Linked DNA regions of Homo sapiens: region 2 is linked to region 1. A link is a loop called in an ENCODE intact Hi-C map of the cell type or tissue named here. Cell type or tissue: Caco-2. All regions are shown on one strand. Links, peaks and the distances in the headings refer to the core of each region. The heading gives the core; the rest is flanking DNA. Region 1 has its middle 36 kb from the start of MPP7-DT. Region 2 holds the start of MIR8086 (microRNA 8086).

The links. A loop is a pair of places that touch in the nucleus more often than their neighbours do. Peaks named below come from ENCODE experiments on the same cell type or tissue, not always from the same donor. Only the 100,000 strongest peaks of a DNase experiment are listed, where the experiment ranks them.
Region 2: a loop joins it to region 1, with 2.8 times the contacts of the local background. A loop is called at or near these places in 4 of 110 quality-filtered maps.

What each region holds. Positions count from the first base shown.
Region 1 is chr10:28,331,216-28,347,962 of GRCh38, reverse strand. It overlaps a transcript of MPP7 not described here and the pseudogene ZNF101P1. Among named protein-coding and RNA genes, the nearest start is that of MPP7-DT, 36 kb to the right of the region's middle. RefSeq lists enhancers at 12,484-12,533, 12,804-12,923 and a silencer at 13,569-13,618. In Caco-2, for the core only: no CTCF peak of the experiment used is centred there; DNase peaks (open chromatin) are centred at 8,032 and 8,472.
Region 2 is chr10:28,278,129-28,294,875 of GRCh38, reverse strand. All of the region lies in intron 1 of MPP7 (MAGUK p55 scaffold protein 7), which reads left to right. It overlaps MIR8086 (microRNA 8086), which reads left to right and starts at 5,526; the gene lies at 5,526-5,618. In Caco-2, for the core only: no CTCF peak of the experiment used is centred there; a DNase peak (open chromatin) is centred at 10,485.

The sequences.
Region 1 (16,747 bases), core at 3,888-11,887:
CAATAATAATTTAAAATAAGCAAAAAATGTTAAAAAAGAGTTAAATTATGTAAACTTACAATTAAATAGATTATATAAAAGACTAAGGTAATAAATGCTCAAAACTCATCATGTCCTAATTGTTTTCTTACATTTTACTATTATCTATGCTCTTGAGGTTATTTATTTCTTCTGTTTCTATATAATGGAAATTCTTTATGACAGTATGCTATTGTGTCTCTTCCAGCTCCACATTCAGTGATGTCCCTCTGGTAGGTTGAAAGCAACCATCACAGGAGTACTGTATTTACACTACAGAAACCAGCAAATGTTACCATTTAGGTCTTGATTTATTGTTTTGTTAACTGTCTAGACTTAATAATGTAATGGAGAAAATGTTAATAATGGAAATTTCTATGGTTTGGACATGGTTTGTGTTTGTTCCCACCAAAACTCATGGTGAAGTTTAATCCCCAATGTGGTGGTGCTGGGGGTCAGGGGATGGGTCCCTCATTAATGTTTTGGTGCCATTCTCACAGTATTGAATGAGTCCTCACTCCAATGAGACTGGATTAGTTCTCGAGGGAACAGAGTAGTTCCCAAGAGAGTGGGTTGTTATAAAGCCAGGATGTGTTTCAGATTTTTGTCTCTCTTCACACATGTCCACTTCCCCTTTGATGTTCTCTACCACGTTATGATGCAGTACAAAAGACCTTGCCAGAAACCAAGGCCATGCCCTTGAACTTCCCAGCCTGCAGAACTGTGTGAGCTAAATAAACCTCTTTTCTCCTCTTTCTTTCTTTCTCTTTTCTCTTTCTTTCTTTCTTTCCTTTCTTTTTTTCTCTCTTTCTTTCTTTTTTTCTTTCTTCTTTTCCCTTTCTTTCTCCTTCCTTCCTTCCTTCATTCCTTCCTCTTTCTTTCTCCCTTTCCTGTCCTTTCCTTTCCTTTCCTTTCCTTTCCTTTCCTTTCCTTTCCTTTCCTTTCCTTTCCTTTCCTTTCTTTCCTTTCTTTCTTCTGTTCCCCAGGCTGGAGTGCAGTGGCATGATCTTGGCTCACTGCAACCTCCACCTCCTGGGTTCAAGCGATCCTCCCACCTCAGCCTCCCAAGTAGCTGGAACTGCAGGTGTGTGCCACCACATCCAGCTAATTTTTTGTAAATTTTTTTTGTACAGACTGGGTTTCAATATGTTGCCCAGGCTGGTCTTGAACTCTGAGGCTCAGGCAATCCACCTGTCTTGGCCTCTCAAAGTGCTGGGACTATAGGTGTGGGTTACCACACCTGGCCAAATCTCTTTTCTTTATAAATTACCCAGTCTCAGATATTTTGTTAGGATGACACAAAACAGACAACACAGAGATTAAACTTGTGAATGTGTCATACCTGTAGTCATTACATTGTGAAAAACACAAAAAATTGAGGAAATAAATACTCTTGAAGTATTCAAAAACGATTTTTCAATTTAACCAAGAAGTTGCTCATATCATTGACCAACAAGTGAAGTTCAGGCAAGTTGTTTCACTTTAATTTCAAGTTGTTCCATTTTAATTTTAAGTTGTTCATATATAAATAAAACCATCAACCAACATTCATACTGGAAACTACACTCAGAACCAGTTGTTTATCATATATCATCATACCACTGATTTTACAGCATATAAATAATGAAAGTCTCTCTTTCAAATATTACATCTTATCTTATTTTTTGCATCTACTGCATCGGCTAGGGCTCTAATACAATGTGGAATAACAGCAGTGTTTCTCGACATTCTTGATTTGATCCTAATTTTAATGTTTCTATTTTGTTATTAAAAATGATGTTGTTCTGGATTTCTGGTAGATATTAGTGAGAGTTCTGGAATTTCATTTGAATACTTTCCTTCCTACATACTAATAGGAAACTTCTGCTGCTGGTTCTAGGAAAATTTCCTATTAAAAAAAATTCTTCCATTTTCTACAATTCTTTATTTTCCTTCCAAATTGTATGAACATATGGATTCCAGAGACCTAGCAACACTTGGCACAACATCACACTTAAACAAAACACCTCTTGTGGCTCCCTGAAAAAACATGCCTATACTCCTTGTTTCTACTCCCTAGCCCATCATTACTCTTATGTCAATTTATGCCACTCTTATGCCATATGTGCTTTTGTTCCCTGTACCCACCCCACACCACTAAAACTCCTCAAGTTGAAGTTATCAGAGACCTCTATTGTGCCAAATCCACTTGGTAATTCACTGTCCTCATCTCAGAGCATTACCTATTATTATCCACTTGACCATCTTTCCTTCAATCCCTCTCTCTGCTTGGCATCTGGGGCATCATGCTCTTTTGGCCTTATTCCCTCTTCATTGGCCACTCCTTTTTAGTTTTCTTTACTTGCTGTGTTGGTCTGTTCTTGTGCTGCTATGAAGAAATACCAGCTCCTGGGTAATTTATAAAGAAAAGAGGTTTAATATGCTCATAGTTCTGCAGGCTGTGCAGGCACGGTGCTGGCATCTGCTCTGCTTCTGGGGAGGCCTCAGGAAGCATTTACTCATGGCGAAAGGCAAAGCGAGAATGGGTGCATCACATGGCAAGAGTAGGAGCAAGAGAGGGAGTAAGAGAGAGAGAAGAAGGAGGTCCTAGACTCTTTTAAACAACCAGATCTTGTGTGAACTGAGCGAGAACCCACTCATCACCAAGGAGATGGTGCTAAGCCATTCCTGAAAGATCTGCCATGTGACCCGATCACCCCCCACCAGACCCCACCCCCAGCACTGGGGATTACATTTCAGCATGAGATTTGGAGGGGACAGACATGCAAACTATATCACTTACTTCTCTTCCTCATTTTTGTCTCTGTATGTGGAAAGTCCTGGTGAGCTTGAGCTTAGTCCTCAGCCCTCTTTTCTACCCAGTTCGATGGCTTCAAGTACAGTTTATTTGCTGACAACTTCTACATTTATGTTTGCCAAACTTCTTTCTAGAGTGTTCAAATACATACTCCTATATCCATTTGGATATCTCAGAGACATCTCAACCTTAATGAAGCCAAAATCATACTCTTAATTCTGAGCCCTGCCTCCAAGTCTACTCCGTTTTCAGCATTCCTTTCTTAGCTAATGACACTATTATTGGCTTATACCACAATCTATAACTCACACAGGATTCTGTTCTTCCTCTCGCTTCCACAGTGGGTTTGTATAAACCAAACCCTACAGCCAAGTAATGTGATACACTTAATGAAGCGTTGGTAGCTATAGCCCCTTGGTCAAATCCAGTTTGCTGCCTGTTTTTGTAAATAAAGTTTTATTGGAAAGCACCATACAATTCAATTGTGTTTTGTCTATAACTTCTTTTGTGCTATAATGGCAGGCTGAGTAGTTGAACAGAGATCATATGGAACAGAGATCAAAAAGCTTAAACTATTTACTATCTTGTGTTCGCTATAGAAAATGTTTGCCAACCCTTCTTTTAATCGGCTGGAATACCGCTGACCCAACCTGAACTATGGTTGGGTCATATGTTTATGTTGCAACATTTATTTGCTGACAACTTCTACATTTTTTGTGACAATGTTTATGTTGAAAGTGTTTCAGTTCTCTGCCATGTTATATCAAACTACCACCACATTTCGTGGCTTAAAACAATCATTTGTTGTTGTTCATGATTTGTAGATTGTAGATCTTCTGTGTCACATGGTATTGGCTGGGGAGCTAGACTTGGTGGTTGGAAGGTCCAGAATTGCTTCACTCCCATGGCTGACAGTTGGTCTCTACCTGGGTCTTAAATGGGGCTGTCAGCTGAAACCCTCATTTTTCTTTGATGTGGATCTCTCCCATGTGACTGCTTGGACTTCCTCAGAATATGTCAGCTAGGTTCCAAGAATGGGCATTCTTAGAGAACAATCACCAATATGCAAATGCTTATGAAGCCTCTGCTTTGCAACATTTAATAATATCAATTTGTGAGGAGGAGGGACTGCTCCTCAACTCATTCTATGAACCAGCATCATCCTGATACCAAAACCTGGCAGAGACACAACAAAAAACATAAACTTCAGGCCAATATCCTTGATGAACATTGATACAAAAATTCTCAACAAAATACTAACAAATAGAATCCAGCAGCACACCAGAAAGCTAATCTAACATGATCAAGTAGGATTTATCCCTGGTATGCAAGGCTGGTTCAACATATGCAAATCAATAAACATGATTCATCACATAAACAGAACTAAAGATGAAAACCACATAATTAACTTAATAGATGCAGAAAAGGCTTTGGACAAAATTCAACATCCCTTCATGTTAAAAACTCTCAACAAACTAGGTATTGAAGGAACATACCTCAAAATAATAAGAGCCATCTATGACAAACCTACAGCCACGATCATATTTAGTGGGCAAAAACTGGAAGCATTCCCCTTGAAAACAGGCACAAGGCAAGGATGCCCTGCTTTATCACTCCTATTCAACATAGTGTTAGAAGTCCTGGCTAGAGCAAACAGATGGGAGAAAGAAATAAAGGGCATCCAAAAAGAAAGAGAGGGAAGTGAAACTATCCCTCTTTGCAGGCTACATGATTCTATATCTAGAAAACCCCATAGTCTTATCAAAAGCTCCCTGAGCTTTTAAGCAACTTCAACAAAATTTCAGAATACAAAATTAATATACAGAAATCACTGGCATTCCCATACACCAACAACAGCCAAGCCAAGAGCCTAATCAGGAACCCAATCCCATTCGCAATTGCCACAAAAAGAAGAAAATACCAGGAATATAGCTAACCAGGAAGGTGAAAGATCTCTACGATGAGAATTATGAAACACTACTCAAAGAAATCAGAGACGACACAAATGGAAAAACATTTCATGCTTATGGTTAGGAAGACTCAATATTGTTAAAATGATCATACTGCCTGCTATTCCTATCAAATTACTAATGACATTTTTCACAGAAGTGGAAAAAATGATTTTAAAATTCATATGGAACCAAAAAAGAGCCCAAATAGCCAAGTCAATCCTAAGCAAAAGAACAAAGCAGGCATCATGCTACCTGACTTCAAACTATACTACAGGGCTACATTAACCAGAACAGCATGGTTCTGGTACAAAAACAGACACATAGACCAATGGAACAGAATAGAGAGCCCAGGAATAAGACCAAACACATATAACCATCTGATCTTCAACAAAGCTGACAAAATAAGCGATAGGGAAAGAACTCCCTATTCAATAAATGGTGCTGGGATAACTGGCTATCCATATGCAGAAGATTGAAACCAGCCCCCTTCTTTACACCACATACAAACATCAACTCAAGATGGATAAAAGACTTAAATGTAAAACCCCAAACTATAAAAACCCTGGAAGACAACATAGGCAATACCATTCTGGACATAGGAAAGGGCAAATATTTCATGATGAAGACACCAAAAGTAATGCAAGAAAAGCAACAATTGACAAATGGGATCTAATTAAACTAAAGATCTTCTGCGCAGCAAAATAAACTATCAACAGAGTGAACAGACAACCTACAGAATGGGAGAAAATTTTTGCAGACTGTATCTGACAAAGGCCTAATATCCAGCATCTACATTGGAACTTAAACAAACTTACAGGAAAAAAACAAATCACCTCATTAAAAAGTGAGCAAAGGCATGAACACTTTTCAAAAGAAGATATACATGCAGCCAACAAGCATATGAAAGAAAGTCACTGATTATTACAGAAATACAAATCAAAACCACAATGAGGTACCATCTCACACCAGTCAGAATGGCTGTTATTAAAAGTCAAAAAATGACAGATGCTGGCAAGGTTGTGAGAAAAGGGAACACTTATATACTGTTTTGGGAGCATAAATTCGTTCAACCATTGTGAAAAGCAGTGTGGCAATCCCTAAAAGGGCTGAAGACAGAACTACCGTTTGACCCAGCAATCCCATTACTGGGTCTATACCCAAAGGAATATAAATCATTCTATCATAAAGACACATGCACGTGCATGTTCATTGCAGCACTATTCACAATAGCAAAGAAATGGAATCAACACAAATGCTCCTCAATGATAGACTGGATAAGAAAATGTGGCACATGTACACCATGGAATACTATGCAGCCATAAAAAAGAACAAGATCATATCCTTTGCAGGAATATGGATGGAGCTGCAGGCCGTTATCCTTAGCAAACTAACCCAGAAACAGAAACAAATAACCACATGTTCTCATTTGTAAGTAGGAGCTAAATGATGAGAACACATGGATACAGCGAGGGAAACAACAGATGTGGGGGCCTACTTGAGGGTGAAGGGTGCGAGGGGGAGAGGATCAGAAAAAATACTTATTGAGTACTAGTCTTAGTACCTGGGTCATGAAATAATTTGTACAACAATCTTTCGTGACGTGAGTTTATCTATAAAACAAACCTGTACAATTACCCCTGAACCTAAAATAAAAGTTTTTTAAAAATTAATTTGGCCCAAACTGGTCACATGGCCAAGTTCAGAGTAAATGTGAGAGAGAAATACACAAAGGTGTGAGCATGGGAGGTATGGTTCGTTGGGACCCCCAAAATACAGTGTACCTCATGGTGGTTCCCTAAAAACCCAACAAAAGAGTGAATGAGTGCTGGGCAGAGTTTTAAAAAATGTCTACTATGAGCTACTAAAGTTTTAACTTACTTAATTTGAATAAAATGTTGAATTTTATTAAATCCTTCTTTAGCACTTTTGAGTTGGTTATATAATTTTTTCTTTTAGTTTATTAATGTTGTTTCACAGTTACATAAATTCATTTAAAAAATTAATTCATTTAAAATTTGGACTATTATTTGATTCCTGGATAGAACTTTTTAATCATAATATATTATGTACTGTAGGATTCAATTTTCTAATAACTTATTTATGACTTTTGCATTTAAGATTGTAAATAAGATTAGGGGATTTCAATTCCTCTGGGAGGCCACTGGTGGTCCTGATACTGCAGCTTCTGTTGCATGGGACCTGCTGTGGCTGCCTGAATCGTAGAGAGGATGCCAGGACACCAGGAAGCTGGAAATGGACTCAGTAGGCTTTGAGAATGTGGCTGTGAACTTCACCCAGGAGGAGTGGGCTTTGCTGGGACCTTCCTGGAAGAATCTCTACAGAAATGCAATGCTGGAAGCCTTCAGGAATCTGGTGTCTGTAGGAATCAAATGGAAAGCCAGGACATTGAAAATCTGTCCCAAAATCTTGGGAGAAAGCTACGAAATAATATGGTGGAGAGACTCTGTGGATGTAAAGAAGGAGTCAATGTGGAGAAACCCGCAGCCAGAAAGCAGATTGTCATCTGAACAAGAAAATTCGTACTGGAGTAAAACCATGCAAGGCAGTGTGTGTGGAATAGTCTTTGTACATCATTCATTCCTTCATAGGCACATGAGCTCACTCTGGACACAAACAATATGAGTGTGGTGGGGAATATGGTGAAAAGCCCCATAAACATAAACAATGTGGGAGAGCCTCCATTTCTCCCAGAAGTGGTCCAAGACTCATGGTAATATGCACTAGAAAGGGATGTTATAAATGCAAGCTATGAGGCAAAGCCCTTAATTTCAGTATTTATTTCACAATGAACTCACACTGGAAAGAGGTTCTATAAATGTAGAGAAATTGTGAGAGCCTTCACTGTTTTCATTTACTTTCAAATACATGAAAACATTCACACTGGAGAAAAATGCTGTGAATGTAAACACTGTGGAAAAACATTTGATTGTTCCAGTTCCTTTCATTTTAATTTTTAATTAAATTAAATTTATTTTTTGAGATGGAGCCTCACTCTGTCACCCAAGCTGGAGTGCAGTGGCGCGATCTCAGCTCACTGTAACCTCTGCCTCCTGGGTTCAAGCAATTATCCTGCCTCAGCCTCCCGAGTAGCTGGGATTACAGGCGTGCACCACCACATCTGGCTGATTTTTGCATTTTTAATAGAGATGGGGTTTCATCAGGTGAAACCAGGCCAGGCTGGTCTTGAACTCCTGACCTCACGTGATCCACCTGCCTTGGCCTCCCAAAGTGCTGGGATTAAAAGGTGTGAGCTAATGCGCCTGGCCCTAGTTCCTTTCAAATACATGTTAGAACTTACACTGGAGAAAACCCTTACCAATGCAAACACTGTGGTAAAGCATTCATTTCTTCAACTTACCTTTGGACATATGAAATCAGAGCTCATGTTCTCGAGAAATCTCATGAATGTAAGGAATGTGGGAAAAGACGCAATTGTTCCAGTTTCCTTTGAAGACACAAAAAAATGCATAGTGCAGGAAACCTTCATGAATGTAAAAAATGTGGTGAAGTCTTTAGATGTCCCACGTCCCTTCAAGCACATGAAAGAACTCATATTGGAGAGAAACCCTACGAATGTAATACATGGGGCAGAACCTTTAATTATCTCAGTTCCTTTTGAAGACATGAAAAAACTCATACTGGAGGAAAATCCTATGAATGTAGAAGGTGTGGTAGGACCTTTGGGTCGTGCAGTTCCCTTGGAAGACATGAAAGGACTCACGCTAAACAAAAACCCTATGACTGTAAACAATGTGGGCAAGTCTTCAGTTTTTAAAATTACCTTTGACTACAGGAAAGAACTCATTTTGCCCAGTGCAGCCAGTACTTTGAAAGACTGAGGCAGGAGGATCATCTGAGTCCAGCAGTTTGAGACCAGCCTGGGCAACATAACAAGACCTTGTATCAAAAAAGAAAAAAGAAAAAAAATTAACTGGGTCGGGTGGTATGTGCTGGTAGTTTCAAGTACTCAGAAAACTGAGGCAGGAGGATTGCTTGAAGCTGAGAGATGGAGGTGACAGTGAGCAGTGAGCTGTGATCACATCACTGCACTCCAGCCTGGCCAACATAGCAAGACTCTGCCTCAAAAAAAAAAAAAAAAAAAGAAAGAAAAGAAAAAAGAAAGAAAGAACCTCATTTATACAGGAGAGAAATCCTGTGGATGTACAGAATGCATTCAATTTTCCCAGTTTTCTTTAAAGACATGAAAAGACCCACCCTGGAAAACAATTCAAAGAATATAAAAAGTGTAGTAAAGGCTTCAGATGTCCTGGTTCCATTCAAAATCATAAAAGGACTCACACTGGAGAAACCCCCCTAAATGTAAAACATATGGTAAAGCATTTAATGTTCTCAGTTGCTTTCCAACATGGGAAAGGGCTCTGGAGAAAAATCCTATGAATATACAGAATGTGGGGATGCTTTCCTTGCTGTCATCTCCATTCAAAGACACACCGCAATGCACGCTGGAGATGGACATTATAAAATAGAAGAATGAATGCTGGGTGGAAACCTTAGTAATATGGAAAATACAGGAAAGTTTTCCATTTTAATATTTACTTTAAAAATCATGTGAAAACTCCCACTGGAAAGAAATCCTGCAAATGTAAGTAATTTGGAAAACCTGATGTAAATTAATTATTGTAAAAGGCTAAAAACTCCACAAATGAATTATGATACAAAGTTATCAATATATGGTGTTTATCAGTGGCTCATTCTTAAAGAGGATTTCTGGAAGATGGATTTCTATTTTTTTTTTTTTTTTTTTGAGATGGAGTCTTGCTCTATTGCCCAGGCTGGAGAGCAGTGGAGCAATCTTGGCTCATTGCAACCTCTGCCTCCTGGGTTCAAGCTATTCTCCTGCCTTGGCCTCCAAGTAGCTGAGACTACAGGTGCCTGCCACCACGCCTGGCTGATTTTTGTATTGTTAGTAGAGATGGGGTTTCGCCAAGTTGGCCAGGCTGGTCTCGAACTCCTGATCTCAGGTGATCCGCCCACCTTGGCCTCTCAAAGGGCTGGGATTACAGGCGTGACTGAGCCACCCTGCTCAGCTGGATTTCTACTTCTTTTGCAAGGAAACATTGTGTTGAGAATTCTGTATGTACTCTTTAAGCCATGGTACCTGAGGCTTAATAGGAAGTGTTTTTATCCTAATACAGTTAAAAAGATTTTCTCTATCCATTTTAAAGTGTGTTGGATCTATAGGTGAATTGAAATTTATTTTTTATGCAGTGTTTAATTGTTCTGTGATTAATGGGCCATTGAAAAATGAGACTTTGTGAATTGAGATTTTCTTATTGGTGTTATGTGGCAAGTTCTGGATATTTCTAACCCAGTATGTATATTCCGTTTTCCTTTATTATGGGGAAAACTACTGCTTTGACATGACTCTTTATTCCATTTTCTTTGCTAATGAAGAGCTGGTGTCAATTTGTAAGTACGTCAAGTTTATCATACACCATTGTGTCATGGGAGTCATTTACATTTGTTGTCCTTTTTTTTGTCACTGTTTCTGAGTATTATTTGGATAGTTCATTTTGAATTAAAGACAGACCTGTGATATCACAATATTTTGTGTCTAATCTGATGGAGAAAGCATTTAGTCTCATGGTCAAGTATGATGTTAGCTGTGGTTTAAAAATAAATTCCTTAATTGAGTTTGAAAAAAAATAAGATTAGTCTGTAATTCCATTATATTTTTCTTTCCTCTTCCCTTCCTTTTCCTTCTCCTCTCTTACCTCTCCCTTCCTTCCTTCCTTCTTCCTTCATGATTTATATAAGATTGTGCTTGTCTTGTTTTGGCTTCAGGGTTAGGTTGATTTGAATCCCAGCACTTTGGGAGGCCGAGGCTGGTGGATCATGAGGTCAGGAGATTGAAACCATCCTGGCCAACATGGTGAAACTCCATCTCTACTAAAATACAAAAAATTAGTCAGGCGTGGTGGTGCTGTAGTCCCAGCTACTCAGGAAGCTGAGGCATGGGAATCGCTTGAACCCAGGAGGTGGAGGTTGCAGTGAGCCAAGATCACGCCACTGCACTCCAGCCTGGTGACAGAGAGAGCAAGACCTCGTCTCAAAAAAAAAAAAGAAAAATGAATCAGAAAGTTTTGTTACTCTGCTCACTGCAGTAAAACAAAGAATCTCTGCAGGCAGGAACTTCTTTTTGCTTACTGCTGTATCCCCAGCTCCTAAAACATAAAAGGAGTTCAATAAATAGTTACTGAGTAAAATGAATGAATCTTCCTCAAAACATTGGTAGGTTATACCAGATGTGAATGTGGTGCTCTTTCCTGTGAGTTTTTGATGTGTGTGTGTGTGTGTGTGTGTGTGTGTGTGTGTGTGTGTGTGTGTGGTGTTTTGCTACTTCTTCAAATACTTCTAGGGTTATGAATTTTTCTTTTTCTTTTTTTTTTTCCAGACAGAGTCTCACTCTGTCACCCAGGCTGGAGTGCAGTGGTGCCATCACGGCTCACTGCAACCTCCACCTCCCAGGTTCAAGCAATTCTGCTGCCTCAGCCTCCCGAGTAGCTGGGATTACAGACGTGCACCCCCACAACTTGGTTACTCATATTTTTCTGAAAAGTAATTGGTTTCACCTAGACTTTCAAATGTATTAACATAATGATACACACAGTCTTTCTTTTCATGTTTCTTATTTATTTATTTTAGGGACAGGGTCTTGCTCTGTCACCCAGGTTGGAGTGCAGTGGTACCATCATAGCTCACTGCAGCCTAGAACTCCTGGGCTCAAGTGATCCTCCCGCCTCAGCCTCCTGAGTACCCAGGACTACAGCCGCATGCTGCCACATCCAGCACTTTCTTATAATTTTAAAGTAGTATTCCCCTGTCTGGTTTTAGTTTTTATTTGTATCTTTTCTCTTTTGTTCTTGAGTAGACTTTTAAAGGATTGCTAATTTTATTGGCTTTTTAAAAGAAACAGATGTTTCTAAAACTCTGATTTCAGATAGAAGCAGAAGTTAATAAGAATTTTCTGGCCGGGTGCGGTAGCTCACGCCTGTAATCCCAGCACTTTGGGAGGCCGAGGCAGGTGGATCATGAGGTCAGGAGACTGAGACCATCCTCGCTAACATAGTGAAACCCCATCTCTACTAAAAATACAAAAAAAAAAAAAAAAAAGCCAGGTGTGGTGGCCTGCGCCTGTAGTCTCAGCTATTTGGGAGGCTGAGGCAGGAGAATGGCATGAACCTGGGAGGCGGAGCTTGCAGTGAGCCGAAGCTTGCAGTGAGCCGAAATCGCACCAGTGCACTCCAGTCTGGGCGAATTTTTTTTTTTTTTTTTTTTAATAGACAGGGTCTTGCTCTGTCACCCAGGCTAGAGTGCAGTGGTGTGATCACAGCTCACTGCCTCTTTGAACTCTTGGGCTCAAGACATCCTCCCACCAGGCCTCCCAAAGCACTGGGAATATAGGTATGAGCCACTGCACCTGGCCAGTAAAAGTTTTTATAATTACTTCAGTTGAATATTTAGATAATATATTTTTCTATCTTTTAGGTTTTTCTAATAATAAATTGAGGCTATACATTTTCCACTGAGAATTAATTTGATTACATCCTTAAGTTTTTAGATCCAGGACTCTAATTTTTATTTCTAATATCCTATAATTCCACTTGATATCTATCATTCAAAAGATCTTCTGATGGCTACCATTTCCCTTTTACTATGCTGTTTTGGATTTAGCTTTTTGGTAGCCAGACTTCAAGATAGCCCACATCCCTTAGGTAGTCATCTCCCACACTGGATCCAAGTTAGTCTGCATGATTAATACAAGATGGCAGAAATGATGACATGTGGCTTCTGAGGCTACCTCATAAAAGACCTGTGGCTTCGCGTGAACCCGGGGGGCGGAGCTTGCAGTGAGCCGAGATCGCGCCACTGCACTCCAGCCTGGGTGACAGAGCAAGACTCCGTCTCAAAAAAAACCCCAAAAAACCTGTGGCTTCTGCCTTGTCTTCTGTCCCTGGGATTACTCCCTCTGGGAGAAAGCAGGTGTCATGTCAAGGGGACACCCAAACAGCTCTGTGGAGAGTTCAGTGCCATGAGGAACTAAGATCTCCTCCCACAGCCGTGCAGCCGTGTCGGGAACTTGAGGGTGAATCCCCAAGCACAGTGAAATCTTCGGATGACAGCAGCCCCAGCAGCATCTTGATTGCCGCCTCGTGAGTGATCCTAAAACAGAAACTTTCAGCTAATTTGCCTCCTCATTTCTGACCCACACAAACTGAGATTCAAAAACGTGTTGCTTGTGTTAAGCCCTCAAGTTCTGGGGTAATTTGTTACACAACAATAGGTAAGTAATATAATTTTAAAATATTTTATCTCATTTCAATAGGATTTTGGAAGGGTGAGAAAGAAAATGTATGGGATGAGTCTGTCTTCCTAAACCAGAATCCCACTCTGTCTTTAGCTTAAAATATTTCCCATCACCAGGGTCTTAACTGTGTAAATAAAACATTGATATTCACAAAGAGAAAAAGACTGGGAGAAACAGATGTTCCTAAAGGGAAAGTGTTAATATTTAAATTCCACACAGCATTTTAACCCTTGTAGATTTGTATCTCTACTAGGGCACACAATTATTTATATCAGAACAAATAAACGTCAAGCACATTGACTTGAGTATAAACACAAGAACATTGAGGTCAACAGGTTGCTTGGCAACTAAAGAAAGAAGCAAAACAGTAGCTTCACTCAGACACCGTAACCATCATCTCATCCTGGATGCAATTGCTGTGGTTAACAGTTGAGTATTTAGTGGTGATGGGGAGTCAACTATCATGTTCTCTCTTGTTTTGTCCAGATCACGTTATTCTTATGTATAATATCTTGAATTAAAATGATTACTTTTATTCTGCTCCTTTAGTTGTTCTAAAACTTTGTTTTAGGAATTTTTCATCTTTCATTTTCTCCTTCATCTCACCTCCTTGATGACTCAGCCACTATTTTTTTTTTCTTTTTTTAGACAAGGTCTCACTCTGTCACCCAGACTGGAGTGCAGTGGCATGATCTTGGCTCACTGTAACCTCCACCTCCTGGGTTCAAGCAATTCTCCTGCCTCAGCTTCCTGAGTAGCTGGGACTACAGGTGTGTGACACAATGCCTGGCTAATTTTTTCGTATTTTTTGTTTTACTAGAGACAAGGTTTCACTATGTTGGCCAGGCTGATCTCGAACTCCTGACCTCAAGTGATCCGCCCGCCTTGGCCTCCCAAAGTGCTGGGATTACAGGCACGAGCCACCGCAGCCGGCCCCCTTGGCTACTATTATGTCTCCACTGTGCAGCCCATACAAAAATTTCTCGGCCCAAATTTTTCATCTACATCTGGGTTTGGATGTTTGGGAGGAAACCTCTGCTTTTCCTTTGTTTCTAGATAGACTTAAAAAAATTAATTCCACCTACTTTACATGTGTCTCACTGGGAAATGTGGCTACATGTATCTCTTTTCAAATGGAAACTGTTTCCTGCAAAATACTTGAAAAAGTTACATTGTAGAAAATTAGACTGTAATTATCTGTGCTGCCAAATTTGCACTAGACTTTAGTTGCAGTATTTCCTGCTTGTTGTAGTTTCACAAATGTACAACGTTGCATAACGGAACATCTGAGACCTACATGTAACCTTTTCCTGTTACTTCTGAGTGATTTACTTCAGCTGAAAATTTATGATGTGTGCTAAACAGGATAGTATAATTGCAGAACTCAAGAATTAGAATAGCGGCCAGGCGCAGTGGCTCACGCCTGTAATCCCAACACTTTGGGAGGCTGAGATGGGTGGATCACCTTAGGTCAGGAGTTCGAGACCAGCCTGGCCAAATGGCAAAACCCTGTCTCTACTAAAAATACAAAAATTAGCTGGGTGTGGTGGCGGGTGCCTGTAATCTCAGCTACTCCAGAGGCTGAGGCAGGGAGAATCACTTGAACCAGGGAGGCGGAGGTTGCAGTGAGCTGAGATCGTGCCATTGCACTCCAGCCTGGGCAACAGAGTGACACTCTCTGTCTTAAAAAATAAATAAATAAAAAGAATTAGAATAGTGTATTCCAGAATATTGAAATTTTAACACATTAGGTTAAAGTTAAGTAGAATTCTCACAATGCCATAAGCATAGCCTGTGTCCCCAGACATGAATGGATTCAAATCTTAGATGTGTGTATCAGCTGTTGGACACTTGACATGGTTTCCTCTGTACAAAGCAAATAGGGCCAGGCACGGTGGCTCATGCCTGTAATCCCAGCACTTTGGGGTGCTGGGGTGGGAGGATTGCTTGAGGTTGGGAGTTTGTGACCAGCTTGGGCAACATAGTGAGACTCTGTCTCTATATAAAAATAAAAGAATTAGCCAGGCATGGTGGCACGTGCCTGTGGTCCAAGCTACTTAGAAGGCTGAGGTGGGAGGATTGCTTGAGCCCAGGAATTCAAGGCTGTAGTGAACTATGATTGTGCCACTGCACTCTAGCCTGGGTAATAGAGTGAGACCCTATCTCAAAAAATGGGGGGCAAATAATAACTTACCTTACAGAGTTGTTTCAGAGTTAAATGTAGTAACATATTGGAGAGTAAGTGCTACAATTTAAGTGCTCAAAACCTGTTGATTTTATACACATGCACAATACTATGATAAAGTTTTCTAACTATACCTATTTCTAACAGGTTTATACTATTTATATTCTAATTCATGCCATTGCACTATTTAGATCACAAAATGTGTGTAAACTGCCAACTGTAAAATAATAACTTTAAAACTCCCATGCTTTGAAATTTTTAAATGATATCCTTTCAACTTTAAGTTACATCATAAGTAAGAGGGAAATATAGTTAGGACAGCCCTTAGAGAAATAGATGGGAAATGGAAATTCTGTACCCAAGATTAGCCGCAATTTATTAAACACACACACACACACACACACACACACACACGCATACATTTGACAAACTGGCAATGTACGTGTCTCAAACATTATCTAAGTTGCTTAAAACGTGGTGTTAATGAAATGAAGACTTGCAGCTTTTTGTAAGAAAAAAACTCAATTTCTTCTGGTGGCTGGGAAAGGAGCTCAAGAACTGTGGTTGAAGGAATAACCCACACCAGTACCACAGCTGAATAAACAAAGCAAATGCTTGTTCAATTACCAGTGAGTCAGTAGCTTTATATTCTCTTATAGAGGGCAGAAATACAATTTCTAAACATCTGCAACCTGGAATTAGTGCCTGTGACTTCAGCAATACCAAGGAGATGAATTGTAGGAATACAAATTGTTCTCATTTCTATATAAAGATAATATCTTTTAAGGCCAGGCAAGATGGTTCATGCTTGTAATTCCCGCACTTTGGGAGGCTGAGGTGGCTGAAACACTTGAGGCCAGGAGTTCAAGACCAGCCTGGCCAATATGGTGAAATCTCATCTTTACTAAAAATACAAAAATTAGCTGGGCATGGTGGTGTGCACCTGTAATCCCAGCTACTCAGGAAACTGAAGCACAAGAATCGCTTGAACCCTGGAGGTGGAGCTTGCAGTGAGCCGAGATTATGCCACTGCACTCCAGCCTGGGTGACAGCGAGACTCTGTCTCAAATAATAATAATAATACTAATAATTTTTAAAAACCCTACAAACTGAAAATTGCTTTTTAAAAATATCCTCTTTAGCTTGTATTATAACTCTCATCACAGGCTGACTGGGTAAATTATGAGCGAGACCAACAATTAGGGTTAAATATTGTACTATTATATTGCATATGTGGTTTCTTGCCTTATAATTCATATCATAATTCATACTTATAATTACTTAAAATAGTTTCCAAGACCTTCTCCTGCATTTGACATTAGAAACTTACCCTTGTAACTTCCCTGAGGCTCCTCCCCTCAGTGAGGTTAGTGTAGAAAGGAAGAGAAGAAGGAAGTTAATTGAAGGCAGGACCCACTCAATGAGTAGCCACTGAGATGGGAAGC
Region 2 (16,747 bases), core at 5,541-13,540, 55 kb after region 1:
TAACCTCTGTTGTTCCGTCTCTAAAGTGGAAATAATATAGTATTTTGTTGTGAATGTAAGTGGGCTCCAATGTGTAGAAGCTCAGGGAACAGGGCCTTGCAGATTGCAAGCATGCAATAAATGTTTTCTTTTATCCATAAAAACAGTACGTATATAAAATAAATAGGATCCTGCATCTTATACAATTGAAGCAAAGACAGAAAATTTAATACTTAACCTCATTTCCTGGCACTGTGCTGGGGAAAAAATATGATTACTCAATTACTTTTTAAGGAGTGAAGGAAAAGTTTGTGGATCCTAGTAATTTTCCAGAAACATTTTTTAGAGGCATAGCACATTCATATCGATGCTGCCTCCTCCCTCTTCCCCTTCAAAAAGTTTGCATTCTTTAATCACCGTATGTTGGACTCTCACAATAACCCTTATAGTTTACATTTTATATAACAGGTATTTTGAAGGTTGCTTCTGGGAGCTGAATGACAGGAAGTACCTGAAAGTCATCTTTAGAACACACTGTCGCCTGTACTATGACAACTTTGTATTTGATGACCTTGAACGCAGTTCTTCTCGAGACGGAGTCTTGCTCTGTCCCCCAGGCTGGAGTGCAGTGGTGTGATCTCAGCTCACTGCAGGTTCCACCTCCCGGCTTCACGCCATTCTCCTGCCTCAGCCTCCAGTTTAAAACATATTTAAACTGGACTACAGGCACCCGGCTAATTTTTTTGTATTTTTAGTAGAGACAGGGTTTCACTGTGTTAGCCAGGATTGTCTGGATCTCCTGATCTCATGATCCGCCCGCCTCGGCCTCCCAAAGTGCTGGTATTACAGGCGTGAGCCACCACGCCCAGCCCTTGAACGCAATTCTTTGGGATCTCATCTCTCGGCTTGCTGAATGCCTGGTTCATTTTCTTTCTGCAGACCTGCGGGATCTCACCTCTGGCTATCCTTTCATTAGTGAAACCCTCTTTCCATCACTTTCTGTCACTATCACTGTCTTACTTGTTAGCTGTTAACACTCTCTTATCATTATCTTATTTGTTTCCTTTTTATTGTTTCCTTCACTAGGACATAAACCCTATGAGGGTAAGGGCTTGATCTTTTGCTACTCGGTCGCTAGGATGGGATGCAGTTCCTGGTATGTAGAGACTGAATACCTGCTGGTTGGGTGAAGGGACCTGTGACGCGGAGCTGCCCCGCTCCGCTCCCTCCCCAGCTCAGGGGCTCGGACTGGAGTTAGCACTCACTTCATGGCACACTGTCATGATTGGTCCGTGTAGAGTCTCCCACCTTATTTTATTGTATCTTTCCCCTTCATCACCTATCCCCATTCATGTTCTTCCTTGCCCCCAGGGGACCCTCTCTCTGGCATATGCATAATTCCCTTAAGTACGACCAGATTGTTATCTCATTGACACTTTCACCAGCTGTTGCTCCCTGCATTCTTGCTGGCATGTGGCATTTTCTGACCTTATAATTTTTTCCAATCTGATGCAACAGATGGAGCAATCCAGCACAAAGTGATATGTTATTGTTCTTATTTGCAGCTATCTGATTACTAATGCAGTGGAATATCCTATCGTATACTGTGTGTGTTTTTCCTCGGTTGAGTTCGCCATTTATATATCCTTTGCCTCTTTTTCTGTTAGCTTTTCATATCTGTTTCCCATTTTTCTGCCCTAATTTATAGCAGTTTTCTTCTTTTTTCAGTCTCTCGTTGGATTTTAAATGGTATACGCATCTTTTGTTTTTCACCTGTCAGATTTTTTCTTTGAAATCTTTCATTAAACGGAATCTTTAATTTTGTTATGATCCAACCTTTTTTTTTTTTTTTTAACCTTCTGGGTCTTGTGTAGGAAATATTTCTCCATTCCTAGTTAACAAAGTTATGTTTCTGTATTTTCTTCTATGGCAAACGAATTTTCCCAAATCTCATTTACTAAATAACCTAGTGGTTTGTGATGCTACCTGTATCATATGTCAAGATCCACACACTCGTATATATGCACACAGAGACACAGACACACACATTCTCTCTCTCTCACCTTTTTAGGCTCCCTGCTCTGTTCTGATCAATTTGTCTGTTTCTGTTCTAATTTCACAGTGGATTTTGCTTTTATTTTTATTGCTACAACTTGTTTATATATTTTGATATCTAGAAGAATGACTCCCTCCTGTGTTATTTTAAAAACATATTTAAACTGGTAGTTTTCAACCATGGCTTTATATTAGAATTTGCTAGGTAGCTTTTAAAAAAATATGTCCCATTGACCACAGATGAACTGAATTATAATCTCTAGAGAGTGGAGTCTAGCAATTGTATTTTTTAAAATCTCCTCTGGTGACACTGATCTATATCCCGAGTGGAAACCACTTATCAGTGGTATTAATGTTTTATTCAATGGAGGTCAGATTTTTTTTTTTTTTCCGTAATGATCTTGTCTTCTTTGTTACAGTAAGAGACCCTAGTTCAGCTTCTGTTTCTACTGTGAATGCCATTTTTTCTTCTGTTGTATTTTCTATTGTTTATTTCCCCTGGTGTAGGGGAATCCTACATATATCGACAACTATGCATCACTTAACAGGGATATGTTCTGAGAAATGTGTCATTAGGTGATTTCGTCATTGTGTGAACATCGCAGACTGCACTTACACAAATGTAGATAACACAGCCTACTACACACCTAGGTTATATGGTATAGCCCGTTGCTCCTAGGCTACAAACCTGTGCAGCAGGTTACTGTCCTGAATACTGTAGGCAACTGGAACATAATGGTATTTGTATATCTAAACATCTGTAAACATAGAAAAAGTATAGTAAAAATATGGTAAAAAAGATTAAACATGGTCCACCTGCATGGGACACGTTACATGTGTCTGGACTGGAAGTTGCTCTGGGTGAGTCAGTGAGTGGGTGGTGAGTGAATGTGAAGGCCTAGGGCATGACTGTACACTCACTACTGTAGACGTTATAAGCACTATGTCTAGGCTACACTATGTTCATTTAAAAAGTGTTTTTTCTTCAGTAATAAACAAAGCTTAGCTTAACTTTTTTGCCTGATAAACTTATAAATGGTTTTTAACTTTTGACTCTTTTGTAATAACACAGCTTCAAACACAAGCACATTTTATAGTGTACAAATATATTTTCTTTTATTAAAAAAATTTTTTAAAATGTAAAACTAAGACACAAACACACACTTTAGCCTAGGCCTACACAGGGTCAGGATCATCAGTATTACTGTCTTTATTTAATTTTTTTTTTTGAGACAGTGTCTCTCTCTGTCTCTGTCGCCCAGGCTGGAGTGCAGTGGTGCGATCTTTGGCTCACTGCAACCTCTGCCCCACTGGGTTCAAGGGATTCTCGTGCCTCAGACTCCCAGGCAGCTGGGATTACAGGCATGTGCTACCACACCTGGCTAATTTTTCTATTTTTAGTATAGACGGCGTTTGCCATGTTGTCCAGGCTGGTCTTAATCTCCTGGCCTCAAGTGATCCACCCGCCTCAGCCTCCCAAAGTGCTGGGATTACAGGCGTGAGCCACCGTACCCTGCCAATATCAGTCTTAATCCCTAGTTAATGTTTCTAGCTGTCATCCTATCCAAAGGAGCTACTTTTCCTGGTCTTGCCAGCATCAGTGGTTATAGCAGTTGCTGTATTTTGCGTTACCTGGGAGTCCATTTTTCTTTACATTATTGCATGTTTGGCATTTGCTAGTACATGTTAGTAGATGTTCACTAAATTTATATATGTAGCTGTTCATGATAATATTCTAATATCCTGAAATACTAGAAACATCCTAAACTGTGCAGCAGTAGGCATTTATTCTTCTTCTCCATGGACATTGTTAATATATGGTGGCAAAAGTTTACAAAATCGTGTCATCAGGATAATCCTAATTTTGTAACAAGAGAATAAGTTAATTTTCATGTACAACTCTATATTGTCCATGTACTGTTAATTCATATCTGTATGAGTGTGAATGTTCAAATAAAAACAGTTCAATTCATATCAGTAATGGGCATTAAGATTCTAGGTGAGTTACTTCTTTCACGTGTTAGTCTGTTTTCCTAAAATCCTTTTTGTTTAATAAGAAAACTGATTGGGGCCGGGCGTGGTGGCTCATGCCTGTAATCCCAGCACTTTGGGAGGCTGAGGTGGGTGGATCACCTGAGGTCAGGCGTTCGAGACCAGTCTGACCAATGTGATGAAACCCCATCTGTACTAAAAATACAAAAGTTAACTGGTTGTGGTGGCATGCGCCTGTAATCCCAGCTACTCGGGAGGCCGAGACAGGAGAATCGCTTGAACCTGGGAGGCAGAGGTTTCAGTGAGTCGAGATTGTGCCATTGCACTCCAGCCTGCGCAACAAAAGCGAATCTCTTATCTCAACAAAACAAAACAAAATCTGATTAAAAATGACTTTATAATAAGCTGGGATGGGGAGGTGGGGCAGTTGCAGATAAAGTAAGACTGGCCATAAATTGAAGGTAGGTAAGAAGTTCAAGAAGTTTCCTTGTAGTATTATACTCTTTCCTCCAGTTTAGTATATGCTGGAAATACTCTCTATGTTAAAAAAAAAAAAAAAAAAAGGAAAGTAAAAAGACTGTAATTCGTGAGTGGGGCCACTTAGTAAAGGATATAGGGCATCAATACAAGGCATACTTTTATTTTGTTATTGCTCCAAGAGAAACTAATAGAAGATCTTTATGTACTGTATGTATCAATAGTAGCGTAATAGCATTAGAAATCAATGGTTTGGCTGGGCTCAGTGGCACACGCCTGTAATCCCAACACCTTGGGAGGTCGAGGCAGATGGATGGCCTGAACTCAGGAGTTTGAGACCAACCTGGGCAACATAGTGAAACCCCATCTCTACAAAAAATACAAAAATTAGCTGGACGTGGTGGCACATGCCTATGGTCCCAGCTACTTGGGTGGCTAAGATGGGAGCATTGCTTGAGCCAGGGAGGCGGAGGTTGCAGTGAGCCGAGATTATACCACTGTACTCCAGCCTGGGTGACAGCATGAGACTCTGTCTCAAAGAGGAAAAAAATAAAATCAATGTTTCGGCCTTTTTGGGAAGAAGTAAATCATTATCTGTCATGTGGCTTACTGTAGTGACTTCTCTGCTCTTGCCCCTGCCCCTAAAACCTTTTCTCCATTTCTCCACCCAAAGCCCAGAGTGGGTTCGGGTGGATCCTGTCACTCATTTGCTCAGAACCTTGCCGTTTCACGCAGATTCAAGGGCAAAGTCTCCATAGTGGCCCACTCACCTTAGACACTGTATTTGTGAGCTCTTGGCCACACATCTCTTAAACACGCAAAAAAATATTGGAGAGCTGAGACTGCACTTCTTGCCCCAGTTCTTAAGATTTAAGTGACTTTTGTGTTAAGTCTGGTCCTGAAGAATTTACCAGTCTGTTAAAAAGGCAGAGATTTCTGTTGGTTGGGATGGCTGTTTTGATATTTCTTGAGTTAACCAGAGGAGGAAGCGCACGGGAAACAGTTCATCTCAGCTTCCTTAATCCACTAGTCTGCTAGTCTGGACTGATATGGTTAGCTTTTTTTTTTTTTTGAGATGGAGTCTGGCTCTGTTGCCCAGGCTGGAGTACAGTGGCATGGTCTTGGCTCACTGCAACCTCCGCCTCCTGGGTTCAAGCGAGTCTCCTGCCTCAGCCTCCTGAGTAGCTGAGACTACAAGTGTGTGTCACCACACCTGGCTAATTTTTTGTATTTTCAGTAGAGACGAGGTTTCACCATTTTGGCCAGGCTGGTCTCGAACTCCTGACCTCAAATGATCCGCCCACCTCGGCCTCCCAAAGTGCTGGGATTACAGGTGTGAGCCACCATGCCTGGCCTGGTTAGCTATTTTTGAGACCAGAATCTCAAGAAAGAGGTATGTGCTGAGCTAAGAAGGAAAAAGTGCTGCTGACTTCCCCCACCCGAGGTCTTCTAACCTCACACCCGAGCCTAATACAAAATATTCTGCTCATAAGGCCCTTTCTCAGGATGGCTGTGGCTGGTGGTTCTTGGTGCTCTAGGCCAGACATTGGGCTCTGCTGAGCTTCCAACTTTTAGCGTTTGTTCAAACAGGAACTCAAAGAATAAGGTAATTCCTGAAGGCTCACTTGAACAAGCACAGCCTTGACCTCAGCTCCATATCCTTGGAGCTGCAGTTTTCAGACTTGTTTCAGTACCGCTTCACGCTCTTAACAATTATTAAGGACCTCAAAGACCTTTGCTTTACATGAGTTATATCTATCAATGTTTACCATATTAGAAATATAAGTGGGAAATTTTAGAGTATTTATGAATTCAATAAAACATAATAACCTGGCTGGGTGTGGTGGCTCATTCCTGCAATCCCAGCACTTTGGGAGGCCGAGGTGGGACGATCACTTGAGGCCAGGAGTTCGAGACAAGCCTGGGCAACATAGTGAGACTTTGTCTCTACAAAAAATTTAAAAAATTAACAGGATATGGTAGTGTGCACTTGTGGTCCTAGCTACTTGGGAGGCTGAGGCAGGAGGATTGCTTGAGCCCAGGAGGTTGAGGCTGCAGTGTACCATGATCACACCACTGCACTCCAGCCTGAGTGACAGAGCGAAACCCTGTCTCATAAAAACTAAAAATCAAAACATAATAACCCTTTTGTATATGAACATAAATAATACTTCTGTATGAAAAATACCTTTACAAAGATAGTTTAGGGAAAGAGTGGTGGTGGTTTACATTTTTGCGGTTCTCTATAACGTCTGGTTTCGTAGAAGCAGCTGGATTCTCATAACTGCTTCTGCATTCAATCTGTTGTGATTTGTTGTTTGGTTGGAATATGTGAAGAAAATCCAACCTCAGGCACATCTGTAGTTGGAAATGGAGGCGTGTTTTAATAGTCTTTTCTGATAATTGTGGATATTCCCTTTGATGCTACATCAAACTCTGCAAGTGGCCATTTCTTAAAGCTTATTTGCGGTGTGGAATCTGAAACCATATCAGTAAACTTTTCTTACTTTGTTGCATTAAAATCCATTGACCTGTCTTTCATTTTGGATCTTTCTTACTCATGTATCATTTGGGAAATACTGATTCATGGAATTAAATGTTAGCACATTTTATAATACCATTAGAAAAAAATTACATTTGTTGAAATCAGCGGTCATCTCTTGAAAAGTCTTCTTCCCCTCCAGCTTTATTGAGATATAATTGGTATACAAAAACCTGCATATAATCAATGTATAGAATTTGTTGAGTTTGGACAAATGTATACACTCCTGTATTTGGCATTATAAAATGTGCTAACATTTATTTCCATGAGCCAGTATTTTCCAAATCATGCATGAATAAGAAAGATCCAAAATGAAAGAAAGACCAATGGATTTAAATACCACAAAGTGAGAAACATTCACTCATATGGCTCCATATTCCACATTGCAAATAAACTTTATATTACATTTACCATCTCCACAATCCAGGTGATAAACGTGTCCATCACCTCCAAAGTTTCCTTGTGTCTTTGTGTTTTATTTTTATTTTGTGTATTAAAAACACTTAACATGAGATCTACCCTCTACAAATTTTTAAGGACACAATACCGTCTTATTAACCGTCTGCATATTGGGAAAGCTGTCACACTCTTGGTGGCAGATACAATTTTTCCAAGTATCTAATTTTTGTTTGAAGGCTTGACTTTTATCATTGGCAACAAATAGGTCAGTTATTATTTTTTTTTGAAGCAACAGGCTAATTTTGCGTTTGAGAAAGTGTGTGCCAAATACCCAACTTTAAATACTAATACTTTTAGTTTTTATTTCATGTAAAAATGATATTCTATAAACAAAAACTGCTAGTTCAGCTTGTTGATCAAACGGTTGGCATAAATTCTTTTCCTTCAGGCAACCTCCATACTTCAGTATGCCGCACAGCTCCTTCATGTGAACTTTCCTATTTCAGCACAAAGAATATTAAAAAGGTCAAAAGGGCACATACTCAGGGGTTGAGATTTCATGCAATTGCTAATGTTCACTGTTTCATCAAGGATATTTTTATATGAAACCGTCCTTTTTTTTTCCCACTGTGAGTTCGCAGTGGTCATGAGGACCTATACTGGTGGTGCCACTGTCTTGATTTGTGCTAAGGGGCCAGCAATTTTATACACCCTTGCTTTGATCATCAGTGCTTCCTGTCAGCCTATGAAAGTTGTGAATGACCTGTTTGCATTATTATAATGATAATTTTGATGTCATGGACGTCCTGAAAGGTGCCTGAGGACCCCCAGGGTGTCTTGGAGCACTTTGAGAACAGCTGGTGCCAGTTCAGTTGAAAGTGGGCTCCTCACAGTGATCTGTCTCCTCTGAGGTTGCTCAACTGCATCCAGCTTCTTCTTTGCTTATTACTCCTAAAGCTGTCATTTTAGAAGCAGGGACCAGTTACTTCTTGGCTCAGCTGTGCTGTAGTTTTCCAAGTGAAAGGAAGTTTAGTAACGCTAGGAAAGAAATTTTTATTTTTTTATTTTTTATTATTATTTTTTTTTGAGGTGGAGTCTCGCTCTGTTGCCCAGGCTGGAGTACAGTGGCGTGATCTCGGCTCACTGCAAGCTCTGCCTCCCGGGTTCACGCCATTCTCCTGCCTCAGCCTCCTGAGTAGCTGGGACCACAGGCGACCACCACCATGCCTGGCTAATTTTTTCTGTATTTTTAGTAGAGACGAGGTTTCACTGTGTTAGGCAAAATGGTCTCGAACTCCTGACCTTGTGATCCGCCCACCTCGGCCTCCCAAAGTACTGGGATTACAGGCATGAGCCACCATCCCGGGCGAAAGAAAATATTTTTGAGATAGGCAACTCCTGACCTGTACAAAGTTGTACATTTTGTTGTCTTACACAATAAATAAGCACATCCATAAACATGCTTGTACTTGATAGACTTTCCTCATCTTTTAAGATGAAGATAATCACAAAGAGAACATGAAGAAAGTTATGTTCATTTATCAAAAAGTACTTGTTTGGTTATCATAATTAAATAAAAAAAAAAACAGGCTACCACCTGTTGTAATGCTTTTTGTTTAATGAATGGTTTAACATGTTCTTTTGTTCTTTTAATGCCTGTAAATAGTAATCAGATCTTGATTTGATTCAGTTTCTATTTTTTTTGGCAAAACTACTTCGTAGGTGGTGGCCTGTACTTCTCACCCCAGTCAGGTAATATTGGTTGTCTCACTTTTTGTAGTGTTCATGACCATTGATAACCATTGCCTAGATCCATTATTTTATCAAGGGTTTGCAAAATGGTGATATTTTTATTGTTTTCCTGTTTTAGTTATTAGAATATTTTTATGAAGAGAAACTTCCCCTCATCAACTCTTTGAGATCTAGTTAGTACAGAAAAGGTAGGTTGGCTGGGCACAGTGGCTCACACCTGTAATCCTAGCACTTTGGGAGGCCGAGGTGGACGGATCATCTTAGGCCGGGAGTTGGAGACCAGCCTGACCAACACAGAGAAACCCCGTCTCTACTAAAAATACAAAATTAGCTGGGTGTGGTGGCGTGTTGCCTGTAATCCCAGTTACTGGGGAGGCTGAGGCAGGAGAATCATTTTAACCCAGGAGGTGGAGGTTGCAGTGAGCCAAGATTGCGCCATTGCACTCCAGCCTGGGCAACAAGAGCGAAACTTCATCTCAAAAAAAGAAAAGGTAGGTTAAATGCCTGATTCTTTTTTGTTTTTGTTTTTAACATCAGTTTTCAATATTATGAGCTGGTCTCTTAGATTAGTCCCTTAGAACAGGACTGTTCAGGTTGTGTAAATTAAATTGGTCTCTACAGCATTTTTGTTGGAAACACCAAGCTAAATTGTCTGGTTTTTAGAAGCAAATCTAAAGGAAACTATTAATAGAAAAGTCATTTTGTTCTATTCTGAAAGTAGCTTAATTCACTTGAAATAAAAAAATAATGGCTGAGACATCTTGGGGCTGTTAAATGGGAATAAAAAAATTAAAACACTTGTTCTTGTCTTTAGAATGATGTATTCATTGCATGTCATTATCCTTTTATGTATCTTATATTGTATTCTGAGATCAGATTCAAAAATGTATAAAGCATCCTTGCCTTCAAGGTTCATAATAGAGTAAGTGAAAAGTTGACCTCTGTTCTTGTTACATTGATTTGTTACAATCATTCCATGGGTGGAATGCAAACAAAAGTTCTATTTACTCCAATATTCCCCCCACTTTAAAATTCATAATTTTGAGAAATGTCTGATAGACAATAAGATAAAGTTTTCTTCGGAAAAAATGGAAGCAGTCAGTGAAACCTATTATGTAGAGGGGGCAGTCAGATGAGACTGAAGAGGTCCTATTGGAATTAGGGTGAGAGGAGAAAGGAAGGGAAGGCAACTTTCTTCAGTCTTCAGCTGCAGACTTCACTGGCTTCTTCCTGCTAATGCTGCCTGTGACTTGAAACAGGTCCTCCTGCTTCAGGCCAGACCTGTTTTTAAGCTGCTGCTCCCTCCCTGAATTCCTTCTCATGATTTGAGTGATTACTGAATACACAAGACTTGGTGCCTAGACAACAGAAGATTATATAAATGTCTGTGTACATTTGTGTACCCCTCCTGGGAACCAGTTAACAGCTGTCCTTGATCAGCAGGGATCTTGGTGACACTGGTTTTTCCTGTGTGCTTCCTTTCATGTGCATTTCAGAGTGGTATCCTCAGTAAAGTACTTTACTTAATCATTGGTGTTCATACCAACTATTAATCTCACCACCAAGATCTGTTCAGTTGTTTTCAGTTCAGTGTCTTACACTTAATAAATGATTTCAGTTGTTTTCAGTTCAGTGTCTTACACTTAATAAATGATAACTAAAGTGATTTTGACTTGGCTTCTGTTATCCTGGGTGCTTCTAATTTCCAGATGGGTCTGAAACTGGGTATTTAAATTTAGTCTTATTTTTGCATATGGAGCTAAAAGTATCCTTTGGGACAGGCTGTGTATGATATGGCAAGTCTGCTTATCAAAATAGACATTTTCCTGTCTAATAACAATTTTGGATGGAAAAAAAGCTTTGGGGGCTGGGCGTGACGGCTCACCCCTGTAATCCCAGCATTTTGGGAGGCCGAGGTGGGTGAATCACTTGAGGTCAGGAGTTTGAGACCAGCCTGGCCAACATGGAGAAACCTCGTCTCTACTAAAAATACAAAAATTAGCTGGGCGTGGTGGCGGGCGCCTGTAATCCCAGCTACTTGGGAGGCTGAGGCAGGAGAATAGCTTGAACCCAGGAGGCAGAGGCTGCAGTGAGCTGAGATTGCGCCACTGCACTCCAGCCTGAGTGGAAGAGTGAGACTCTGTCTCACAAAAAACAAAAGCTTTGGAATGTTTTAATAGAGTGGTATGAACTTGGTGTTTACAGATTAAGAGCGGTCATTTCTTGGTTCTTTACAGTATGCCAGGTGCTGTGTTATGCAAACCCTCCCTAGATGTCCATGCTTAATTCAGCTCTTTGAGTATTCCATTTACATTTACAAGTAGAAAAATGGAGTCAGGGAGAAGTTAGGTAATTTGCCTTTGGGGTCATATAACTAGGAACTGGTAGAGCCAGGATTCAAACCCAGGTTACCCATTCTCCTATACATCAGAGACCAGTGTGTAAGAACTGTAGGATTTGAATTCATATTGGAAATTTCCTCCCCTTTATGGATCTTTAATCTTTCTTTCTTTGGCTCCTTCACATAATTTGGATAAGCACAAGTTTCACCTATTTTGGCCAGTGCCTTAAGTTACTCCACCAACGTGCACCTCTTCCCAGGAGAAGACTGGGTCACATTGAAAAGTAGCCCACTGCAGGCATGACATTGTTATGAAATTTTATGTTTCATGTAAAAGATTAAAAGTTACTTTCCACTGTGCGCAACTGACACACCAGAAAAAGGTATCTTTTTTTAATGCCTACCCCTATCCACACACCGTACCTCAGGTTGAGACACAGGCTATAGAACTTTCCAGTCATGTCATAATCATATATGGAGTTCAGTTAATTCACTATGTTGTTGTTGTGGGGGTCAGGTTGGGAGGAGGTCACCGACACAGAACAAGCAGGCAATAGCGAGGGGTTGAACTGAGGAGTAACACAGATCCGAACAGTGTAAGGGAGAAGATTTGATGACTGGAGATGGGGAGCTTAGTTCCTCCATTTCTGGTTTCTTCTTGGTTTCTGCCACTGTTTTTCTTTACGCTCCTGTCCTTTAATTGTGGGAGTGTCTTCAGTCCTTTTCCCACTTACTCACCCCCACCGCCCCAATTGTGCGTTTGCCCATTGTCTTGGTTTCAGCTCTCATTTCTGTCTGAGTGGCTTCTAAACTGCCTGTGGCTTTAATGAGCTCCAGTTCAGTGAATCCACCTGAGCCCTAATTTGCTGTAGCAAATTTGCAGTTGCTCAGTGGCTATATCCTGGATATTTGAATGTCTCAGAGTGAGTACGTTTGATTTTAACCGCTCTTCCTCCAAAGCCAGCTGTAAGCATTTTTAAGTGGTACACAAATTGATAGGAAGAGAACATTCCCAGATCCACTGTAGATGAGGCTCAGGTTCCTATTTTATCAGCCAAGGTTGCTGAACTGCCCTGGAAGCGGGCAGCCACATTTGCTGGAAAAGAGACAATATACTGAGGTGTAGTTTTCTCTGGCCCCTTGGTGCCCTGTGAGGCACACAGCTGTCTGTGATAATGTCAGAGATTACATCACAGTGCCAATGGAACTAACAGGAACCACCTGTGCACTTCCTTTTACAGGAATGTTCATAAACAGCAGGTTCTCCTAGGCTTTGAACAAAATTTAGCTTCTCCAAGGCCAAAAGCCTCATTGTGAAGAGAAAGAAAGGTGGGTGTTCTTCTTAACGATGACTCTGCTTGTAGCCTTCCAGTGTCCTGCAACGCTGGTTTCCACAGCTGTCTTCCTTGCTTAATTGGTGTACACTGCCCTCGGCATGCAACTGAAAACGTTAGGGCCATACGTCCTAATGGTTAAGAATGTGGACCGTAAAACTAGACATGTTGGCTTCTAAATTCCAGCCCTGCTTATTGCTGGTTTTATGAATTTAGACAAGTTATTTATTCTCTCCAAACCTCCATTTTCTTAACTGAAACAGGCTAATTAGAGTACCTACCACAAAAGTTGGTAGTGAGAATTAAATCCGATAACACATTAGAAGTATTTAGTGCAGTGCCTGGCACATACCAAAGGTCAGTAAATGCTAATTGCTATTATTAATTAACAGTATTGTTGGTAAATACCCTAAAAAAGCTGTTTTTATTTTTTCTGTCTCTGCTATCTGGTCAATAACCTGATATTGTCATCTCTTCCTACTCATAGAATCTCATGTTGTCATTTGTCTCTCTGAGTTACTGCTGCTACCTTCTTTGAGCAGATACTCATTACCACTTCATTGTGTGTACAGAATGTTGGTACAGAAGTCATCTTCCTTTTTAGAAATGACCATTAGGCCTGGTGCAGTGGCTCACGCCTGTAATCCCAGCACTTTGGGAGGCCGAGGTGGGTGGATCACTTGAGATCAGGAGTTTGAGACCAGCCTGGCCAATGTGGCAAAACTCCATCTCTACTAAAAATACAAAAAATACAAAAATTTGCCAGGTGTAGTGGCGTGCGCTGGTAATCCCAGCTACTTGGGGGTCTGAGGCAGGAGAATTGCTTGAACCTGGGAGGCAGAGGTTGCAGTGAGCAGAGATTGCACCACTGCATTCCAGCCCCGGTGACAGAGTGAGACCCTGTCTCAAAAAAAAGAAAGAAAAAAAAAGAAGAAATGACCATTTATTCTTTGGATCTACTCTACCACACTGAGTCTAAATTACTCAGTTTGCCTTTCAAAGCCTGTCATATTGAGGCCTGTATATGGTATTTTCCATTACTCTTGTTTTTCTTTTACATACCCTCCACTCTAGTCAGACACAGGAATGTGTACAAGGCATGCATTTTTCTTTCTCTTTTTGTCTAAATTGGCACCCTGTATTGCTTTGCCAGGCACATGCCCATTTGTCTCTCATGGGACAGTTTTGACCCTGTTATGTGGAGGTCGCATGTGACCTTTGTCTGGCCTGCGCTTTCCCAGGGTCTGAGATGATCAGGGTCTTGGCTGTTGCACCTCCTCTAGGCTGCGCCCTAGCCTGCCTTTAGGAGTCTAGATTCTGGGAAACTTTATTACTCTGTTGCTATTTATTAATCTGGAGTCAAGAGTACTAGAAATCACACCATTTTTTTTATGCCTAAGCCCTGTTAAAAGGAATTCTGTTCCTGAAATTTGGACTGCATATGACATCACTATACCGTCAGGCCCCTGTATGCATGGGTTCTGCATCAGGGAATTCAACCAACTGCAGATAAAAAATACTAACAAAAAAATGAATGGTTCTTTCTGTACTGAATATGTCCAGGCTTTTTTTCTGTCATGATTCCCCAAACAATATAACAACTATTTACATAGCATTTGCATTGTATTAGGTATTGTAAGTAATCTAGAGATGATTTAAAGTGTGCAGGAGGATATGCACAGGTTATTTGCAAACACTGGGTTATTTTATATCAGGGGCTTGAGAATCAGTAGGTTTTGGTATCGGGAGACTTTTCGCCCACATATACAGAGGAACGACTGTATAACTTCTTTATATCGTATTGTTCCTAAAACAAATCTAGAGCAGGTACACAGTAATGTTCCCTTTATTTTTGTCCTGTTAGGTATAGCAGTCTTGGCAGTTGCTGAACTGAATTCCTGGCTGGTAAGAAGTGTAGTCAAATATGAATGAGCATGCATTCATCCTTGTTCTCTGTAATGGCTCATTGTCCTGGTTTACCAGTGGTGGCTTGGGCACATTAGGGAGGCAGAGACCTTCCTAAGTGGTTGCCCCATTCAGATAGCCTCATCTCACACATCAAGTTCTTACCTTGGCTCATGACAGTCATAATAATTCTAAGGGATCATTCAGCCACAGTTTAGACTTGATTTTTCTTGTGTTTGATGGTGGGAACATTTTAAGACTAAGAAATTGAGTGGAAGAAAAATTAATAGACGTGTCTTTGAAGGTAGGAATTCCGTCCTTAAACTTACATCCCTGATGCCTGTGCGGAATAAGTGATATTGAAAGAATGCATGGAGTTCTTTTTTTTTTTTTTTGAGACAGCGTCTCGCTCTGTCACCCAGGTTGGAGTGCAGTGACGCAATCTCAGCTCACTGCAACCTCCACATCCTGGGTTCAAGTGATTCTACTGCCTCGGCCTCCTGAGTTGCTGGGATTATAGGCATGTGCCACCATGCCCAGCTAATTTTTGTATTTTAGTAGAGATGGGGTTTCGCCATCCTGACCTCAGGTGATCCACCCGCCTCGGCCTCCCAAAGTGATGGGATTACAGGCATGAGCCACTGCGCCTGTCCGAAATTCTTAAAGAGCATGCTGTGCATTTCTGTAGTGAGCCAATGACAAACCCGAAAGACCAATCAGAGATTCACCTCTTAGAAGGAAAAAGATCCACTAACCTGCAGAACGTCTCTATCGGTGACTTGAGGAAGGACTTGGAAAGGGAACAGGGAGAATTAAGGGTTAGGAAGGAAGGCATGGATTTATTTGGGAGAACTTTTAGTAGCTTCGTCCTTCTGAATCTTCCTCTTAGCTTCCTTAGGAGATACTGAGCCTTAGTGCCCTTGCCTAGTTGCTGCCACTGGAGAACTTGCCCGTAGCTCAGGCCCACCCTGTAGATTCACTCTGGGAGATCAAACCAGCATTTAGATCTGCTAATTATGCCATTTCTATTTCAAGAAATACGTTGAGTCCAAAATAGAGATTGACTGCTTGCTTCACCCTGTTCACCCTGGAGTTATTCAGGCAGAATATGTCAGATATGTTTCATGTGATATCTTCATTAGGCAAGAGATATGGATCCTTTTCTTTCCTTCTTTTTTTAATTTGGGTAACATTTCAGAAATAATGAATGGCAAAGAGAACGCAATAAATGACCTTTACCTCCATTAACATTTTGGTGTTTTTTTTTTTTCAGATTAAAAAAAATGGAATAAATGAAATGTTACGGATAACGTTTGAAATATACTTTGTTCCCCTTTCCAGTTTTATTTCCCTCTCTTCTCAGAAGTAGTTAATATGAATTTGTATATATCCTTTTATCTTTTTCTAAATTTACTTTTACTATATATGAATATTTCCTTAAGGACCTATACAGTGTTACATGTTCATTAACATAAATGATACACTGTGTGTTTCATTCTGTTACTTGCTTTTAAAAATCTATCATTTTGATAATATCTAGCCATGATGATATAGAGACCAGATGACATTTTAGTTTTTTGTGGTGTCTTCAGGTGTTTTCTGTAAGTACCTGGTTGCTCATGTAAATCCATCAGTACCTCTAACATTTCCTAAAAATCTTTGTTTGTATGCCTTAAATTGATTAGGAATTTAAAAATGGATACCACCAGTAAGTCGAAAGTCTGATGTTTGGTGGAAACTTCCATATGCAATTTAGCAGGCTGTCTCAATATTTTGTGTTCCAAAAAGATGCTGCGAAGATAATGCAGTGGGTATGGAATCGTTTGCAAAGGACTTGAGTAGGTGGCAGGGAGTTTTTGACTTGTACTAACATACATAGGAGTGCTGTTGCTAGGGCCACTTTGGGAACTTGTTATTGTGTGGGAAAGTGTTATGCTATTAAAAGCTTTATTTTTCTTTTTTTGGTAACAG